Regions from separate parts of the Homo sapiens genome. Here all the other regions are linked to region 3. A link is an interaction called in ENCODE POLR2A ChIA-PET data of the cell type or tissue named here. Cell type or tissue: PC-3. All regions are shown on one strand. Links, peaks and the distances in the headings refer to the core of each region. The heading gives the core; the rest is flanking DNA. Region 1 overlaps TGIF1 (TGFB induced factor homeobox 1). Region 2 holds the start of TGIF1 (TGFB induced factor homeobox 1). Region 3 holds the start of DLGAP1-AS2 (DLGAP1 antisense RNA 2).

Region 1 (6,316 bases), core at 2,317-6,316, 140 kb after region 3:
CATCATTGGATTTGGTTTCCTTTCTAAGTCACCCACAGTGTGCTTCAAAGGTTGCACATTCTATTGATGTCTATAACACATTTCATTCAAAAACCCCGTTTCCTTGATATTTAGTTAAATCTCTGTACTACTTATTATTTTTATTCATTGATTTCTCATGCTTCCTTTCTTTGCCAGCTGTGCTATTGTAACCATCAACCCTAAGTTACTGCTCTTCTTTCAGCCACAAAGCATTTGTTGAATGTCTCTCTTTTCAGCCTCTGAATCATAAAACTCAGCCCAGAACATAGCCTGTTTTTAATTAGAGGTCACGATTTTTGGAGGTTAAGACTTGACACATTCTCCTGTTAATGAGCTGAATGAGACCTAAAACTGATCTCTAAACATTGCTTTTTGCTCTCTGGCCAGTTTCCAGAGATAAATTTTACTTTTTGATTGAATACAAATGAATATTTTGTATTCCTGCAGTAAGTTTTGGGGTCTATCACTCAGAGGCTTAGCTTTACATATGGTATGAGCTATGTGTATATAGTACCAAATATCAAATTTATGCTAAACTCTAATTGAACAAGCTGACCTGGGTGACAAAATAATTCTACAGCAAATTATATTTCTGTAAGACAAATTACATTTCTGTAAGACTCTAATTTTCAGTCCTTCTGTCCAAACAAAAAAGACTACAGAAACAATTTTTGTTTTGTTTTGTTTTTAGGTCTGGAAAAAGAACGGTCAACTCCCCATGTTCTGGATAAGGACAGAAACAATGGCTGATTTAAAGAATTATTTAAGGCAATGGTTCTCAATCTTGTCTATGCATTGGAATCACTAAGAGATCTTCTAAAAATTCCCAACTCGAGGCCACAGTTTTTTTTGTTTGTTTTGTTTTGTTTTTTGTTTGTTTTTTTTTAGCTTTCTAGGTGATTCCAGTGTTCAGTTAAGTTTGAGAACCACTGATTTGGAGTTTCAAAGTAACTATAGTAAAATTCTAGTTTCTAGTAATAGTGGATTTTTTTTTTCCTTTTTCAGACTAATTCCCTCCAGGTTAACAATCATGAAGTGTGAATGAACAAAAAGTTAAACAAACAAAAAGCTAGTTGAAGGCCTGAAGAGTAACCAAAAGCATAAACTGGAGGGTCGTCTTCCCCTAAAAGAAGAGAACTTCAAGATGTACAAGTTTGCACCTTTTGCCTGAAGGCAGTCCTCATTCTTCAGAAGGTTAGGGGTGGCAGAAAGCTGCATCTTCAGTGGCTTGAGATGTCAAGGACAGAAATGGGGTGGGCAGAGCAGAGCAAAAGTTAAGAAAGTTAGGAGAAGAATTCTGGAAAGAGGGGAACTGAAGAAGGAGCAAATCTCAACCTCTGAACAGAAATTTTGTTCAAATCCCTAGTTGGTTTGTGCAGCAGGGGAGACGCCAGTGGGCCCATTGAAAGGCAGCAGCCGGAAGCTGAAAACTAATCAGAGACTTCGGCTGCTATCCATTACAGGATGGTTTGAAGTTTCAGTTCAGGCGAATGAGCTGCTTGAGGACAAAAGTTAACTATTCTGAGGAATGTAGCCAAATCCGTAGTCTTTATTAATGTACCATCCATACTGTCCAGCATGTAATAAAAAATCACTAGACAAGCAAAAAAAAAAAATGACCCCATACAGAAGTGAAATATAATCAATGGAAACTGATTCTGATTAGGACATGTTACAATTAGCAAACAAGTATTTAAGGCAGCTATTATAAATGCTTATAAGGATATATATTCATAATTAGTAATGAGGAATCTCAGAGAATTAGGAATACTAAAGAACCAAGTGGAAATTTTACATGTGAAAAATACTAGTACTATAATGAAAGTCCACTGGATACGTTCATGAGCAGACTGAAGACAGCAGAAGAGTTAGTGAATTGCAAATAAATTATACAAATTATTCAATCTAAAACAGAAACAAGACTGAAGAAAAGAGCTTCAGAGACATACAGGACAACCTCAAGTGATCTAATGTAAATTTGCTGGAGTTCTGAGACAGGAAAGCAAGAAATAAATGGAAAAAATGGCCAAAATTTCCCCAAGTTTGATTTTAAAATAAATAAAAAAAATAGATTTACAGATCCAAAAGTTCAATGAACCCCCAGCTAAATAAGTACAAACAAACCATACCTAGGCATATTTTAGTGACACTGCTGAAATTCAAAAATAAGACAGCCAGAGAAAGACATTATATTTATGAGAATGATACAAATGACAGCTGATGTCTCATCAGAAACAATGGAGGCCAAAAGACAATAAATGCCTGCCAAGTGCTGTAAGAAAAAAAGCTATCAACCCAGAATTCCCCATCAGTGAAATGATCCTTCAAAGATTAAAGTGAAATAAAGTCATTTTCCATGAACTCATTTTCAAAGCGTTTCAATGAGCCTAAACTTGTCACTGGACTACAGTTCTCAAAGAAATCATTCAAGCTGAAAAGGAAAGACCTCAGATGTCACTCAAATCTATAGGAGACAATGAAGAACATCAGAAATGGTCAATGTTTGGCAAATATAAAAGATACATTCTTTTTTCTCTTAATCATTTAAATGACGCTTGTTTTAAGTGAAAATGATAGCATCGTACTGTTGCGTTTATTATGTATGTAGCTGTAATATATGTGAAAAACCAAGGAAGAGAGGAGAGGGTGAATGGAACTATACTGTTCCAAGGTTCTGTATTTTATGAAGCTGTATCATATTAACCCTAAGTGGATGGTAGTAGGTCAAAGATGTATGCTGTAATACCTAGAAGAACCATTTTAAAAATATGGTGTATAGTTTATAAACCAATAGAAAAATTAAAACACAAAACTGTACTTGTACCCCCTAAATCTATAAAAATAGGCCAGGCTTGGTGGCTCACATCTGTAACCCCAGCACTTTGGGAGTCTGAGGAGGGCAATTCACTTGAGGCCAGGAGTTCAAGACCAACCTGGGCAACATGGCGAAATCCCATCTCTACTAAAAATACAAAAAAATTAGCCTGGCATGGTGGTGCATGCCTGTAATCTCAGCTACTTGGGAGGCTGAGTCACAAGAATCCCTTGAACCCAGGAGGTGGAGGTTGCAGTGAGCCAAGATCACGCCACTGCACTCCAGCCTGGGTGACAGAGCGAGACCCCGTCTCAAAAAAAAAAAAAAAAAAAGAATACTTTTTTAAAAAGAGAAATTAAAACAAAATCAGAGAAAAAGACATTATATATATGAGAATGCTGATATTCTCATATATCTTAATATATGATATATAATATATAATAATAATGATATAATGATATATAATAAAAATATTCAACCTGAAAGAAGGCAGGAAAAGAGGAGCAAAGAAAAAAGCCAAATGGTAAACTCAATCTAAACATATCAATAATTACAGTAAATGTAAATTGACAAATGCTAAGTAAAAGGCAGAGATCATTAGACTAAATAAAAAAGCAAGACCCAAACTATATGCTATGGGATGAACTTCAAAAACACAAATAGGTGAAAAGTAAACAAATTAAAAAGATATATTGCACCATGTAAATTATAAGCATAAAAATCATTTCTATTTGGCTTTGATATGAACAGCTTTTTACATTTATCTTTTCACTTAAATGTACCTGTTTTTAAATAATGGATTACATTCATTCAACACCAACTATTATCAACCATGACCTGTAACAACCTCAATAGGGAAAAAATGAAGTAAAACATAGGGAATTTAAGGTGACTTACAGTTTTTCTTTTAAATGAGTCATATGGCTCCTTTCCTTCTCCTTCCAGTATGAGTGATGAAACACCGTAACAGGGCAAACCTTTTAGGACTTGCTCATTTCCCTCATCTATACTAAAGCAAAATGTTCAGCCTTTGATCTAGCTGTTGGAGCAAGTAATGATTCTGGATCACCTTTGCGTCATTCATTTTTATTAATGTTTATTTTGTTCCTTGTATTTACTTTACTAGTACTTTTTGGGTTTTTGTCTATTTCTGTGACTCTCTGAGGTGAGGCCAGACCATTCTAAGCTGATGTGCCCTACGAAGCTGCACCCCACAGGCTAGAGCACAACATTCCCTCACCTAATTTTCTTACGCCTCTTGGTAATCATCAGCAGTTTTTTTCTTTCACTTACAAGGAAAGTCTTTGAGTTTAGCTCTTTCTACAGTAGGGACTTTCTAAAATAGTTTCAAAATTAGACAAATTTGTATTTTTCTACATTCTTTAAACAATACTGAAGCTCTGATGCTCCCTCACACTTAGACAATTCATAGCTGGGGCAGGGCTGGAAAGAACATGACCGTAACAACAAAGCAAGCTCATACTAAGCATGACTACAAAGAATGGTTTTGTGGCATGTGACAAATCTGCTCAACCATACAAGTGAAAGGAGCAACACCAATTCCCTTCTGGCCATCTGGGCTTTGTAAGTGATTGTCTATCCCAACAAACTCCACTTGTACATAGCACCATTTTTTCACAAACTGAGACCTTGGAAAATACTCACCTAATAAACTGACAATCCCACCATAGACAGAACCCCACCGTTTATTTCATCATTTTAGAAAACACTTTTGAGATGTTTTAAAAGGTAATTTCTCTGCAAATACTATGCTACATTTGAATACAAATGCCTTAACTAAATGTACCACTGAACAAAGGTTATTTTAAAGGGTAACGTGGAAAAAGGGCAAGAGATTGCTTGCGTTGTTTTCTTCTGAAAACTCAGCAATAACCGGATGCTTCAAGACTTTTCTTTATAACATGGCCACGTTTTAAACTACGCAGGACAGATCAGCAAGGGATTTAGTGGCTAGCTAAACACTAAAATGATTCATTTCAATTTGCCATGCAGTTTAAGTAAAGCTCTAAGGGCCTGCTATGCCTCCTATCAAGAGTAAATATCACACATCCTGTTTATGCAAACTGGCTTGTTGTCCACAGGTTTTCAAAGAGCTGGTGACACCCCCTAACACTGCACCCTACCCCCCCAGCTTCCTGCTCACTGGGGTGCTATATTCCTACTTATTTTTAAGAAGCACCTCCCTCAACAGAAATACTCTGAATTACAACAATTTTTAAAGAAAATACTTTATTATGTCATGAAAAAAAAGGCATCAACCAACTAGATTCATACTTGTTTGAAAAAAAATGGAAAATTTATTAATTAGACAGTATGTGGGCATCCTGTTCCACATGGGAATGAGAAGATGCTATAGGTTCTCTAAGTATTGCACAGTCTGAAAAAATAACAAAAAAAGGGAAGGGGAGGAAAAAAAAAATCACATGATATTGGGAACCATCTCACATTATGAATAATCTACCAAGAAACATTTAAAAAAGAAAACCCTTTGTTTCTACAGTAGCTTTAAGTTTATAGTTCTTGGAATGACTGTATTCCATTGAAGACATCTCAGTAACAGGAAGCTGTTTTAGCAATCCCATGTGCAAATATTAATAAAAAATATATAAAATAATGCAATTCATCTCTTGCCTTCACCCCGGCAATCATGACATTTCTGAGAACTGTTTTGCTTGAAAATGGGTTAAGCTGTAAGTTTTGCCTGAAGCTCCATCTCTGCAGCCCGTTTGAGTGCAACATCCACTAGAAGCTGAAATCCACTGAAGTCCTGGTTGAGGTCCGGTGGAGTAGGGGGAGGAGTGTTGAAAAGACCACTCTGTGTATTCGTACTTGGTCCAGATTTACAAGTGTCCTCTGGGTACATGAGAGAGGTGTCTGTGAAGTTTTTGGCCGCTATCTGCTGTATATCTGTGTTTTGTCCCACACCGACCGACTGGCAGAGAGAGAAAGGGACATCTTTCAATGCAGTCACAGTGGTATGGCAGATCACTGATGGACGAGCCAAAACTGATCCCGGGGATGACGGCTTAGGAGACAGTGGCCTCCCTAGGGTTGGGTTTGGCCCAGCTGTACAGGAATGAAATGGGGTCTCCTCTAGAGCTGGCATGAAGTTTTTGATGCCCATCACGGACTCCACAGAGCTCGTTTCAGAAATCTTGGCCCCACGGCGGGAAATTGTGAACTGATTTGGATCTTTGCCATCCTTTCTCAGCATGTCAGGGAGGAGCCTGCGGCGGGCGTTGATGAACCAGTTACAGACCTGAAATCATATCGGTACGCTTTAACATTTTCCTCATTCACTCAGCCAACGGGTTCTGAGAATGTTCTATGGGGTACCTAATTGATCTTGCTCTCTGAATTAAAGAAAGCATGAAAAGCCTTATCTGAATTTACAATGTTATTTCAAGGTATCTGAGCTCCGCCAAGAAAGCAAGCTACCACCTGTCATAAGCCTTCTAG
Region 2 (6,373 bases), core at 1-4,000, 160 kb after region 3:
CCTGCTCGGCGCACCTCGGCGCTGTCAGAGTGAGAGAGGCGAGGAGGGAAGGTACAGGAGGTCCTGCCTCCGCCCCCAGCCGCCCGCCCCGTCCCCCTCCCGCCCCGCCGCTCCTCCGCCCCTCCCCCGCACCTTCCAGCCGGGAAGACTGGACCGAGCGCGGCGGCCGCTGTCACTCGTCCCTCGGGGGCGGCGGTGCGGACGCGGGGGGTGGCCGGGTCCAGAAACACGATCCTTTCCGCCTGCCGCGCACGGACCGCCCGCATCCCTCGCCCGGCGGTGGGGGCACCAGCCGAGCGCCCCAGGTTTCTCCCTTGGGCCTTTCTTCCCGGGGCTGGCGAGGGTGCGTTTGGTTCGGAAACTGCAACAGATGGAAAAAAGGACACCTCCCTCCTTCCCTCCTCCACCCCCGGGAAGAAAAGCCTCCCCGTCTCGTTTTTGACAGCTGCCCCGAACTCTACTGGCCCTGCTCTAGCCGCACGAGACAGCCGCCTCTGATTCAAGGGGCGGGGCACGGGAGGAAAAGTATTCGAGACAAGAACCAACTTCTTCCAGAATGCGCGGCTGCCATTGACACGCGGGCGCGGCGCGGCGCACCCTTCTCCTCCCGGGGCTCTTCCTCCAGCAGCGACAGTGGGAGGTCGGCGGGGGTGGGGCGGGGGGGAATGATGAGACACAGCCTAAACGAACGTCTGTTCCCCCGGGCTAAAGCTGCGAGTTCCGGACTGGATTGCAAGGCAGTTTCGAAATCTGACACGTTGCGGACAGACACTTGTCACGCTCACATGCTCTTTAAACGTCTCTGCCCGGGGACGGCCGGGCGCGCGCCTGCCTCACCAAGACTCCGCCTGACACCCCGAGTCGCCGAACCCCGGCAGCGGCCACTTTTATAGCTAAGGGGTGACCACGCCGTGCCTGCTCGTCTGTTTCGGTCAACAGTGTCTACTCTTCGGATTGGAACCCTGCTAGGGGATCCCTCCTCCCATTTCAAACAGAAACTAGCCATTAAGTAAACACCCGTTCCTGTTGGCTTATTTTGGTCCACAGTTAGGAGGGATCCAACAGGAGTTTCTTGATGAAATTGCGCTTTCAAAGACCAGATGCTGTTTGGCTGACTTGAAGAAACGCATGCCCCCTCCTCTGGTTCTAGTTTTCGCGTGGTTACGTCCTGTTGTTTTGAAGCAAACGAACTGTCACATGCCACACAATGAGACTTCCCCCATCACTTTAAAAAAAGGAAAGAAAAGCCCTAAACGTAAATAAGCCTAGCAGAGACAGCGCCCGGGTCTGCCTCCAGTCTGGGCTCTGTGCTGTTTTTGTTCGGTAACCTCGGTGGAGATCCCGGCAGAAGAAACTCTGTGGAAATAAGATTAAACCCGAGGAGTACTAAGACGGCCAAGGGATAACTAACTCGACTTCGGAGCGTCTGTTTCAGGAACTAGAGCTAGCCTGCCACCCTCCCTCAAAAAAAAAAAAAAAAAAAAAGACACCCCCGCCCCTAGAATGCGTGGAGGCCAGAGTTTAAAAAGCCTGGGTGGTTTTTCCAATTACAGGACTAAAATGAATCAACAGGGAAAAAAAGCGTCTCTCTAAGAAGGCAGCAACCTTACGATTTTTTTCTTCTGTGGTTTGCTGACTGCTCGGGACAGAAGAGAACACACACCTAAAACGGCTCGGGGGGAGCGCGGTCCTGGGGACAAGCCACCCGCCCGGACGCTGCCCTGCAACTGCCGGGAGCACAGTTCCTTCCCGGACCTGGCTGCAGATGAATCAGCTGCTGCGCCCGGTGCGGGACAGATGTGGCGCAGGGAGGGGGCCAGCGCCCCCGCCGCCCGTTAGAGGGGGCCGCCTCGCTATTTCGTTTGAAGGGTTGTCTGTGGCTGGGATTGGTGGCTCCTATCCGCTGGGGAGCCGGGAGCGGAGGGAGGAGAGACGCAGGGAGGAGGAGCCGGGGGCTGGGCGACGCTGCGACTCCGCGGCCTGAGTGGCAGGAGCCTCGTCTGGAACCGGGCGGTTACTGGGGAGACGCTTTGTTTGCTAACTTCGAAAGCGGCTTCGGCTGCCTCGGCCGCTTTCGAAGCCACTCCACAAAACACGCCTTCGGTCGGTTTAACCCTACCTCCCCCCCCGCCCGCTTTAGCCAGCTCGAGACAAAAATGTTTCCCTCTTCCCCGTGGTTCTCCTTGGCCACGCGGTGGCTCTCATTATGTACACAAAGGTAGCTTTGCTTTCGTCCAAGTGGACTTGGCTAATGACTGCGATTCTCAGGCAACCGAGATGGGAACCGAGAATTGGAAAGGGTTTATAGCTTGAAAACAAACTTTCCAGGAGAAGGGGGGAGGGGCGGAGACAATTGAAAGCCTCTTTCGAATTAGGGGGAGGAAAAAACGGAGATGTGAACTCACCTTGGCTAGAAGTCAGGCTTGATCGGGCCAATGCACAACTTTTGCCCGAGCAAGTCATATCCAAACGGTTGTTAAAGCTGGCGAGGCACTCCAAAGAGAAACACTGGCACAATTCTGTGATGTAGCGAAAGCTTACAGCCCAACCGCTCCCGTAGATGCACCCCCACTGCCTCCCCCCAGCCAACGCTGATCTCAAACTTGTTTGGAGTTTCGGATTCTTGGTGCATTCTGGGAAGAAAGTGCCTAGGGTCAGCGCAACGTAACAAAGGGAACAGCCTCAAAAAAGTGGGCTTCAGATACCAGCAATTGCTTAGGGTATTTTTTGTTGATTCGTTTTTCTCGAGGTGGAAAAACAAGTTTCATTTCTAGCTCTGTCAGTCCCTTCCAGTCTCGGGGCCTTGCTATAAAACGGATTCAATGACTTTTAAGATTCTTTCCAGTGCTTTTTTTTTTTTTTTAAAGTATATAGATTCAAATTTGCTACATATTATTTGCTGATTCATATGAATGTTACTTGAATTGGGAAATTGCTTGAGTAAAATTGAGGCGTTGCTTGGTGCTGGCGGAGGCTACTGATAAACGTTTTTCACCATTATTTTTTTTCTCTCCAGGCACACATAGTTCCTTTTGGCGTCTTATCTTCTGAAGCTGCCTCAAGGCCAAGCAAAGAAAGTTGTTAAAAAGTTAAGTTACTTTTCACAGCCTGCAAACCCTTCAAAGGCAAGAACTCAAATAGAAACTTGGAAAGGCAGATAAGCCAGAAAAGTGTACTAATAAACGCACTTAATATGATTATTTTTTGATGCCAGGTCCACCAAGTGAAGATTGGAGGATGTATTTGTTTCTTCTACTCAACAACAATTGATAAAGCATGAGTTCCATCAAGGACTGTGTTCTAGGTGGAGAAAGGGTGACTCACCCAGTCATTGGATCTCTTTCACTTCCAGTCTCTGGAAGGCAGATATCTTTATAAAATATGCAGACAGCTAGGCTCTAAACACTGGACAAGAGGTCTGTAATCATCCAGTCACATCTCAGGTCAGAGGGTCTTGGACTGCTTAAGAAAGAGCTGACCATTGTCTTAAGAACCTGGGGTGGCCTAGAGCCATCTTGAGGTGATTTTATCAGCCCCATCAGGATAATTCTCCTCAGCTTCCTTGCATGAATAGTGTAACTGGTGCTACTACTTTTGTTTTTAGTCACTTTTCCTAGCCTGCACTTCCCTTCCCGGCCCTCCTTTTTCCTCTGTAGCCAAGTCATCACTTCTCTTTACCTAAATGAGTTTTGGAATCCAGGGGATAAAACGAAAAGATAGGCAGGGCGCTGTGGCTCACACCTGTAATCCCACCACTTTGGGAGGCCGAGGTGGGTGGATCACCTGAGGTCAGGAGTTTGAGACCAGCCTGACCAATATGGTGAAACCCCATCTCTACTAAAAATACAAAAATTAGCCGGGCGTGGTGGCGTGTGACTGTAGTCCCAGCTACTTGGGAGGCTGAGACAGGAGGGTTGCTTGAACCTGGGAGACAGAGGTTGCAGAAAGCTGAGATCGTGCCATTGCACTCCAGCCTGGGTGACAGAGCAAGACTCTGTCTCAAAAACAAAAACAAAAAAACGGAAAGATAATTCCTTGAGCACAAGCTTCACTCTCCTTATTCTCAACATCTGTGTCTGTATTATTCTTTACAGTTTATGAAACACTTATTTAATCTCACTTAATGCCCAAACTAGTGATGTTAGTTATTTTTTTTAAAAAGTCAAGATCACTTAACACATCCAAATATAACAAAGTTAAAAGGCATAAAACTGGGTACCCAACATAAATTATCTGATTATAAATCAAGTGGTCTCTGGGAAATCTTGTCATTTCAGAAGGTCAGATGGATGTGGAGGGCAGAAACTAACCTCAGATTATGCCAGGGACGCCAGGGCCTCCTGAACACTGTGGGGGGTTGTGCTCTGAAATCTACCTCCAGTTTTACAAGAAGCTCTCTTCCAATCTGTCTGCGCTTTTTTTTTTTTTTTTTTTTTTGCTTTTCTTCTCTTTTTTTTTTTTTTTTTTTTTTTTTTTTTTGAGACAGAGTCTTGCTCTGTCACCCAGGCTGGAGTGCAGTGGCGCAATCTCGGCTCACTGCAAGCTCTGCCTCCTGGGTTCACGCCATTCTCCTGCCTCAGCCTCCCGAGTAGCTGGGACCACAGGCACCTGCCACCACGCCCGTCTAATTTTTTGTGTTTTTAGTAGAGACAGGGTTTCACCATGTTAGCCAGGATGGTCTCGATATCCTGACCTCATGATCCGCCCGCCTCAGCCTCCCAAAGTGCTGGGATTACAGGCGTGAGCCACTACGCCCGGCCTTCTTCTCATTTTTTAACTACAAAAAAAGTTCTGAAAATTCAAGCAAGAGAGAATATACTAAGTGAGACATGGCCGACCTGGTAACTGCCCCCTTCCATTCTTCATTTAGGCATTTGTATATTATGCACAAAGGCAATGGGTTTTCCATTGTTACTTGTTCCCAAGTCCCCTCTGCCCGGGATGTTCCTTCACCACTTGTTGATCCTCTGGCAGTTTCTCACCAGTCAAGGCTAGGCCTAAATGTTACTTCTTAGAGGAGTCTTCGCTGATCACCTGACCTAAATTAGGTAGCCCCGCTGCCATCGTGTGGCTCAGGAGTTCTCAACCACAGCCCTATTGACGTTTGGGGCTGGATCATTCTTTCTTGTGGGGCTGTCCTGTGCATTGTAGGATATTTAGTGACATCCCTGGACACTAACCAGTGTGTGCCAGTGGCATCCTTCCCCCAAGCTGTGACAAACACAGATGTCTCCATATGTTGGCAGATGTTCCATGGGGATAGAAATCCCCATGGGGAGGAGGATCACCCCTGGTTCAGAACCACAAATCTAGCTCAATCCTTTATTTCTTCCATAACATCACAGTTTTCAATTATTTTGCTTACTTGACTGTTGGCTTGGTTTTTTCCCTCTGACCTCCCACTCAAATGTATGTTCATTATTAAATCTTTTTTTAAATTTGTTTTGTTTTTTTATTTTTAAAAAATTTTCATTATTAAATATTTATGCACTTAAGTGAACCGAGATCGCACCACTGTACTCAAGCCTGGGTGACAGAGTGAGACTCCGTCTCAAAAACAACAACAACAAAAAACAAAAACAAACAAAACCTTTATGTACTTAATACAGTGCCTAACACATCATAGGTACCCAATATTTATCAAATGAATAATGCATGAAAGTGAGACTATATGGGAGCTAAATGATAAGAACTTACGAACACAAAGAAGGAAACATCAGACACTGGGGTTTACTTGAGTGAGGAGGGTGGGAGGAGGGAGAGGAGCAGAAATTTTGGGTACTGGGCTTATCTGGATGATGAAATAATATGTACAACAAACCCTGTGACATGTTTTCTTATTTAAGAAACCTTCACATGTACCACCAAATGTAAATTAAAGTTAAAAAATTTTAAAAAGACAAAAAAAAAAAAAAAGAAAAGAAAGTGAGACTATAAGAATAATTTAAAATAAGAATACAGGCCGGGTGCAATGGTTCATGCCTGTAATCCCAGCATTTTGGGAGGCTGAGGCAGGTGGATCATGAGGTCAGGACCTCGAGACCAGCCTGGCCCATATGGTGAAACCCGTCTGTACTAAAAATACAAAAATTAGCTGGGCATGGTGGCACAGTGGTGGCACGCGCCTGTAGTCCCAGCTGCTCGGTAGGCTGAGGCAGGAGAATCGTTTGAACCCGGGAGGTGGAGGTTGCAGTGAGCCGAGATCGTGCCACTGCAGTCCAGCCTGGGTGAAAGAGCTAGACTCCGTCTCAAAAAAAAAAAAAAAAGAAAGAATACAATCATTTATTGTATACAGCATGCCAGGCAGTATGCAAATACTTTCCTTCTTTTATTTTATTTACTACTTAAAACAACCCTAAGAAGTACTCATGGC
Region 3 (6,386 bases), core at 824-4,823:
TTAAAAATGAAATCTGAATATCTCTCCATCTAATAGCAAACCACAGCGAGACCTTTTTTTTTCTTAATGTCCCGACCTGCCTAGGCAGGAATCCATTATGGTTGTTGTTGATTTTAGTGTTTTGTTTGAAGTCTCCTATTTCTTCATGAATTCTCTTTCACACAAACTTGTTAGTGGCACTCAGTGTCCTCGGTAAACTTTTTGGTTTTTGTTTACGGCTAGCTTTTAAAAATCTATAGACAGGCAAAAAAAATCTCCTGCCGCTAAAAAGCTCCGTGACCTTGGAAAAGTCACTTAACCTCTCTGGAGAAAGCTCAAGTTAGAGGGTCAGAGTAGTGGACTGGAGAGGATTTTAGAGATCAGAGTTCTGCCCTTCCTGTTTACAGATCTGACATTCAGAGAGGCCAGAAGTCACAACAGCTTTCTTGAAGTTTTATTATTTTGATTTTTAAGGAAAGGAGTCCAATGAATTTGCAAATTAACGAAGCAGTGTTTGAAAAGAAAATATGCAAGAGATACTTAAGTGTTAAAGGAAACTAAAGCTTTGAGAACTAGAGATAAGATACTTTAAAGTAACTATCCAAATTGGTTTGTAGGCAGCAAACGTTAACTGTGTAAAATGTGGAGCATTTGATGCACCAAGAAATATTTACTGACTGCCCACTTGGAACTTAAAAGTTCAGTTGGGAACCAAGAAGATAATTATAATGTAATAAGTGCTCTGCCTGATTAAAAACTGCTGTGTTCTCATGAGAACTAGGAAAGGCATTCAGAAGGACATTCCTGACGTCTTCTTGGAAGAGGTCGAACGTAAGCTCGTATCTGAAGGAAAAACCAGAGGAAAGAATATCCCTAACGAGGAATCGATTGCACATGCAAACCCAGGGAACTTGATGGGTTGAATAACTAAAGGAAAAGTGGTCAGGAGGAGGCAGAATTCTGAGACCTGAAAAGGGTGAATAGGAACTCTTATCCTGAGGGGAGATTTGTAAACTGCAGACTGACAGGACCTGCTGGAGGGTTTCCACTCTTCCTCTAAGTGTACACAATAGTTTGGAAACAGAAAAGACAGACCCAGTGAGACTAAGTAGAAACGTATTTCTCCAAATATTTTGACCTACAAAATGCATTTTCCCTGTTGCCCAGTATGTACACAGATCCGGGGACACGCACACACAAACTGAAAGAGGTTTCACAACAAGACTTACTTTTTCTACACAGGATGTACGCTGACATTTTCTACCTAACATTTTGCATTTTCTAAATGGTGAAACTGCATGACTCATCTTATTTCACTACCCACTAAGTGACAACTCAGAGTTGGAGAAACCTTGAGTTAAGGAAGTTGCTGTGATACTCCAGAAGATAACATTAAAACTGTAGGATCTAGGGAAGCAGAAAGATGCACAGAAGGATGTGGAATGACTCCACAGGGATTTAAGAGACTGGAGAGAAGGACCCAAAGGAGTGCTTACAGATAATGCTGAGTTTTGGCTTGAACTCGGGGCAGATAAAGGGATCGTGTACTGAGATGGGGAACCTTAAGTGAAAAATAAGGAGGGTAAAGGTATCACCACTTGAGAAATGCCCGATTCTTTTGTGTGTATGTGTGTGTGTGTGTGCGTGTGCGTGTGTTTGTAAACATAAATATGCTCCTTAATTTGAAGTACATCCCAAGAAAAACATGTAACTCCAGAAAATGTCCAAGTTTTATTAAAAGAAGAAGGGAAATGGCAGAAATGGAAAGAAGGGAATCAGTGGGGAGGAAGGAGTGGGCTCTAGCACTTAGGCACAAGACTCCACTTGGAAAGGACAGGCAAGATTCAAATCCCCGAGGGAACAGACAGCCCATATCAGACTCACCTGATGCTTCACTGCAGCTGCCATGGGGCTTTTATAAGCTGGGAATGGGTTAAGCATAGTCCCAGCTGTTCATTCAGCCACGATGTTGGCAGGAGTTAGCTTCTTTACACATAAAGTTGGCATCAAATTTGGAATTCACAATCACTAGTTCACGAACGTCACAGGCATTTCTTAGGCGCTTCTTATATAAATGGAAATACCATTAACTTTCTTCTTCATGCACGCTCTCTGACAGCATCGGGTCAAAGGAACTTTTTTCCTGCCTCTTTTCATAGCTTCCACCGCCCCATCCTTCTTCTAAATCTTTAATTTTGCAAAGCCATAGGGAGTGGTGGTAGCCTGTGGCGAGTTGAAGATTTTGAACAATAGGTGTTTCTGAGCTGGATTTATTGAAAGGGTCTTGTCTGTGTCCTGGGGGAGATTGTAAATGAGATGTCAACAGGAGCTCTTTTGTGTGGATGGCATTCATCCTGAAAGACAGGAATTCCCTTACTGTGCTAGTATTTAAAGTACATTTGTTGCTGCTTTTGCTAAAACTTTTCATCCAACTGCCGGAGCTAACAGCAATGAATGAGTCACTTGGTGTGATTGTAACTTCCTTCCCTCCTTAGCAAAGCAATGACTCAGTCATTTACATTTAGAAAGGAAGGCTCCTAAGAAGATTTCTTGGATTTTCATCAGCTTGAGCCTCTTTTCTTGACCATCACGTGGGCCTGATCTGTCGGCAATCCTGTTAACCCAGGGTGAGGGGAGTCTAGCCGGGCTGCTTTTCTCACTCCCTGGAAAACTTTTTGCTGTTTTGCTCGTTTCTTTTTTAAATCCAAGGAGAAAGACAAACACAATTTCCTGCCTTAAGCCCTTTTCCTTTCTCTCTCCCTCCGCCTTTTTTTTTGTAAAGGACAGGCAATTTCAGTTTACTATAATTACCCTGGGCTGAGGTTTGACTCACTCCACCTTTAGATGATAAGGCAACCGTTTTATTACTTCGCAGCCAGGTGCCTGAGGGTGACAAGACTTGCCTTTATCTGGTGACCTGACAAGGTTATCAGCAACTGCAAATGGGCTGAACCTCGGAGCAGGGACCATCAAAACGCTTCCCTCTCCTTGATCCATTTCCCAACCCTTTATTGGTAATTCATTTCAATCCGAAGACTAGCTCTAGTTTCTGCAAGTTCTTCCGCATTCCTACACCTTAGCTCTGTCCTCTTGTGTTCTCTTTGGAACACAGGCAGCGGCAACAGCAATCTTAATTATGAGCAGTCAGCTGCCCCCATGAGCCCAGAGCACGACCATGAAGTCTCAACCACAGTCCAGCACACAACACGCAGGATATATTTGCGTCCTCTGGCTTAGTCGATTTGCAGTATTTATAGTTGCTTTTTCAGAGTCGATACTTAATAACGTCTTTGACCTATGATGCTAGAAATCCCTCCAAAATAAAATCGTATTGCTTGTATCTTCTATGGTTCCTTTTGAAAACTGGAATATAATCCGCACCAGGAGGCAGTGCTGTGCTGGAGATAATAAACATATCTAGTGCTCGATCTATTTATATCTGCAGTTCATGAATTTATTTGTCTACCAACACAAGTTTCTTTGTTTTTTTTTTTTTTTTTTTTTTTGGACGGAGTCTCGCTCTGTCGCCCAGGCTGGAGTGCGGTGGCGCGATCTCGGCTCCCTGCAAGCTCCGCCTCCCGGGTTCACGCCATTCTCCTGCCTCAGCCTCCCGAGTAGCTGGGACTACAGGCGCCCGCCACCACGCCCGGCTAATTTTTTGTATTTTTAGCAGAGACGGGGTTTCACTGTCTTAGCCAGGATGGTCTCGATCTCCTGACCTCGTGATCCGCCCGCCTCGGCCTCCCAAATTGCTGGGATGACAGGCGTGAGCCACCGCGCCCGGCCAAAACAAGATTATTCTTTAATTCAAACTGTGTTACGTGCACTGTCTCGGTTATCTGGTGGGTGGGAAATGTGGTATAAAAGCATGCATTTTGGGAAATGGTTTCCAAAAAGTGTGTACTAGGCAAAGCTTGAATGAATGAAGGGTGAGAGTACTTGCAGACACACTTTTAGGTCAGTGTCCTGGGCAGCATCAAAGCTGCGCGGCACCCGGCTTGTACATAGCACGGAGCTGCCACCCTGTAGTGCAAAATTATAGTGGGCCAAGGTAAATCATATGTTTTATTTATTTATTTATTCATTCATTTGAGAAGGAGTCTCGCACTGTAGCCCAGGCTGGAGTGCAGTGGCCCGATCTCCACTCACTGCAATCTCCGCTTCCCGGGTTCAAGCGATTCGCCTGCCTCAGCCTCCTGAGTAGCTGGGATTACAGGTACTCGCCACCACGCCCAGCTAATTTTTTTTTTTTTCCGAGATGGAGTCTCGCTCTGTCACCCAGGCTGGAGTGCAGTGGCGTGATCTGGGCTTGCTGCAACCTCCGCTTCCTTGGTTCAAGCGATTCTCCTGCCTCAGCCTCCCAAGTAGCTGGGATTACTGGGGCAGGCCACCATGACCGGCTAATTTATTTGTATTTTTGGTAGAGACAGGGTTTCACCATGTTGGTCAGGCTGGTCTCAAATTCCCGACCTCAAACGATTGGCCCACCTCGGCCTCCCAAAGTGCTGGGATTATAGGCGTGAACCACCATGCCCAGCCGTAGGTTTTATTTTTCTATCTGTGAAGTCGAACTGTAGCCTGAGGGTAGCAGATGGGAAAGGAGGGGTTGGGAAGAGAATGGAAAAGATGAGTTAAAACACACACACACACACACACACACCCTTGCATATGTGAAGTGTTTATCTGTAAGACCACATCAGATTACTCCATTCTGGGCCAGGCGCAGTGGCTCACACCTGTAAACCCAGCATTTTGGGAGGCCGAGGCGGGTGGATTGCTTGAGGTCAGGAGTTCGAGACCAGCCTGATCAACATGGTGAAACCCCATCTCTACTAAAAATACAAAAGATAGCTGGCATGGTGGCAGGTGCCTGTAATCCCAGCTACTTGGGTGGCTGAGGTGGGAGAATTGCTTTAGCCCGGGAAGTGGAGGTTGCAGTGAGCTGAGATCACATCACTGCACTCTAGCCTGAGCCACAGGGTGAGACTCTGTCTCAAAAAATATATATATCTATATATCTATCTATATATCTATATATCTATATATCTATCTATATCTTTATCTCTATATCTATATATCTATATATCTATCTATATCTATATATCTATATATCTATATCTATATATCTATCTATATATCTATATATATCTATATATCTATCTATATATCTATATATATCTATATCTATCTATATATCTATATATATCTATATATCTATCTATATATCTATATATCTATATATATCTATATATCTATATATATCTATATATATCTATATATCTATATATATCTATATATCTATATATCTATATATATCTATATATCTATATATATCTATATATCTATATATATCTATATATCTATATATATCTATATCTCTATATCTATATAGCTATAGATATCTATATAGATCTCTATAGATATCTATAGATCTCTATAGATATCTATATCTCCATTCTGTAATGTATATAGACATCATTCCACACTGTGGAAAGAAACAGTTCAAATCCCCTACCAGGGCCCTTACTACAATTATAATAAAAACGAATAAAAAGAATGTTTCTGGCCAGGCACGGTGGCTCATGCCTGTAATCCCAGCACTTTGGGAGGCCGAGGCAGGTGGATCACCTGAGGTCCGGGGTTCGAGACCAGCCTGGCCAACATGGTGAAACCCCGTCTCTACTAATACAAAAATAAGCTGGGAGTGGTGGCACTACTCGGGAGGCTGAGGCAGGAGAATTGCTTGAACCGGGGAGGTGGAGGTTGCAGTGAGCCGAGATCGTGCGTGCCATTGCACTCCAGCCTGGGTGACAAGAGAGAAACTCCGTCTCATAAAAAAACAAAAACAAGAAAAAAGAATGTTTCTGAGTACAGTGTGTGAATCACATGCATGGTGATGAACTAATGAACATCCAGAACTCCAACAGGAGACAATGTCAGAAGGATTAACAAATCTGACCTTGACCCTGGGCAACATAGTGAGACCCTGTCTTTACAAACAGTTTTTTAAAACTTAGCTGGATGTGGTGGTGTGCGCTTGTGGTTCCAGCTGTTCCGGAGGCTAAAGTGGGAGGTTCGCTTGAGCCCAGGAGTTAGAGGATGTAGTGAGCCATGATCACACCACTGCACTCCAGCCCTGGCAACAGAGCGAGACCCTGTCTCTTTAAAAAAAAAAAAAAAATTGGCTGGGAATGGTGGCTCACGCCTGTAATCCCAACATTTTGGGAGGCCGAGGTGGGCGGATCACAAGGTCAAGAGATCGAGACCATCCTGGCCCACATGGTGAAACTACATCTCTACTAAAAATACCAAAATTAGCCGGGCGTGGTGGCGCCTCCTGTAGTCCCAGCTACTCGGGAGGCTGAGGCAGGGGAATCGCTTGAACCCGGGAGGTGGAGGTTGCAGTG

Evidence for each region. ChIA-PET counts read pairs that join two places held together with the same protein. Peaks named below come from ENCODE experiments on the same cell type or tissue, not always from the same donor. Only the 100,000 strongest peaks of a DNase experiment are listed, where the experiment ranks them.
Region 1: POLR2A ChIA-PET joins it to region 3 with 24 read pairs; 34 of 35 experiments call an interaction of 5 or more read pairs at or near these places.
Region 2: POLR2A ChIA-PET joins it to region 3 with 47 read pairs; 34 of 35 experiments call an interaction of 5 or more read pairs at or near these places.

What each region holds. Positions count from the first base shown.
Region 1 is chr18:3,457,165-3,463,480 of GRCh38, reverse strand. TGIF1 (TGFB induced factor homeobox 1) reads right to left here. Exons shown (of 3, transcript NM_003244.4): 3 at 3,503-6,116. The coding sequence ends at 5,541. LOC105371965 (a long non-coding RNA gene) reads left to right here. Exons shown (of 3, transcript XR_935106.3): 3 at 1,027-1,637. Among named protein-coding and RNA genes, the nearest start is that of GAPLINC, 5.9 kb to the left of the region's middle. RefSeq lists an enhancer at 5,303-5,863. In PC-3, for the core only: no CTCF peak of the experiment used is centred there; DNase peaks (open chromatin) are centred at 3,840 and 4,240; H3K4me3 peaks cover 1,626 bases; H3K27ac peaks cover 3,046 bases.
Region 2 is chr18:3,443,830-3,450,202 of GRCh38, reverse strand. It overlaps TGIF1 (TGFB induced factor homeobox 1), which reads right to left and starts at 31. Exons shown (of 3, transcript NM_003244.4): 1 at 1-31. It overlaps LOC124904237 (a long non-coding RNA gene), which reads left to right. Exons shown (of 2, transcript XR_007066269.1): 2 at 3,017-3,197. RefSeq lists silencers at 1-141, 172-281, 1,942-2,011 and enhancers at 802-991, 579-1,198, 1,092-1,231, 1,199-1,820. In PC-3, for the core only: a CTCF peak has its summit at 2,214 (motif pointing right); DNase peaks (open chromatin) are centred at 722, 1,902 and 3,342; H3K4me3 peaks cover 3,622 bases; H3K27ac peaks cover 4,000 bases.
Region 3 is chr18:3,599,693-3,606,078 of GRCh38, reverse strand. The region is part of intron 7 of DLGAP1 (DLG associated protein 1); the gene reads left to right. It overlaps DLGAP1-AS2 (DLGAP1 antisense RNA 2), which reads right to left and starts at 2,342. Exons shown (of 3, transcript NR_119377.1): 1 at 1,864-2,342. RefSeq lists enhancers at 1,286-1,355, 1,733-2,526, 1,552-2,751, 2,527-3,321, 3,322-4,116 and 1 more. In PC-3, for the core only: a CTCF peak has its summit at 3,365 (motif pointing right); DNase peaks (open chromatin) are centred at 1,258, 1,978, 2,458, 2,908 and 1 weaker place; H3K4me3 peaks cover 2,795 bases; H3K27ac peaks cover 3,316 bases.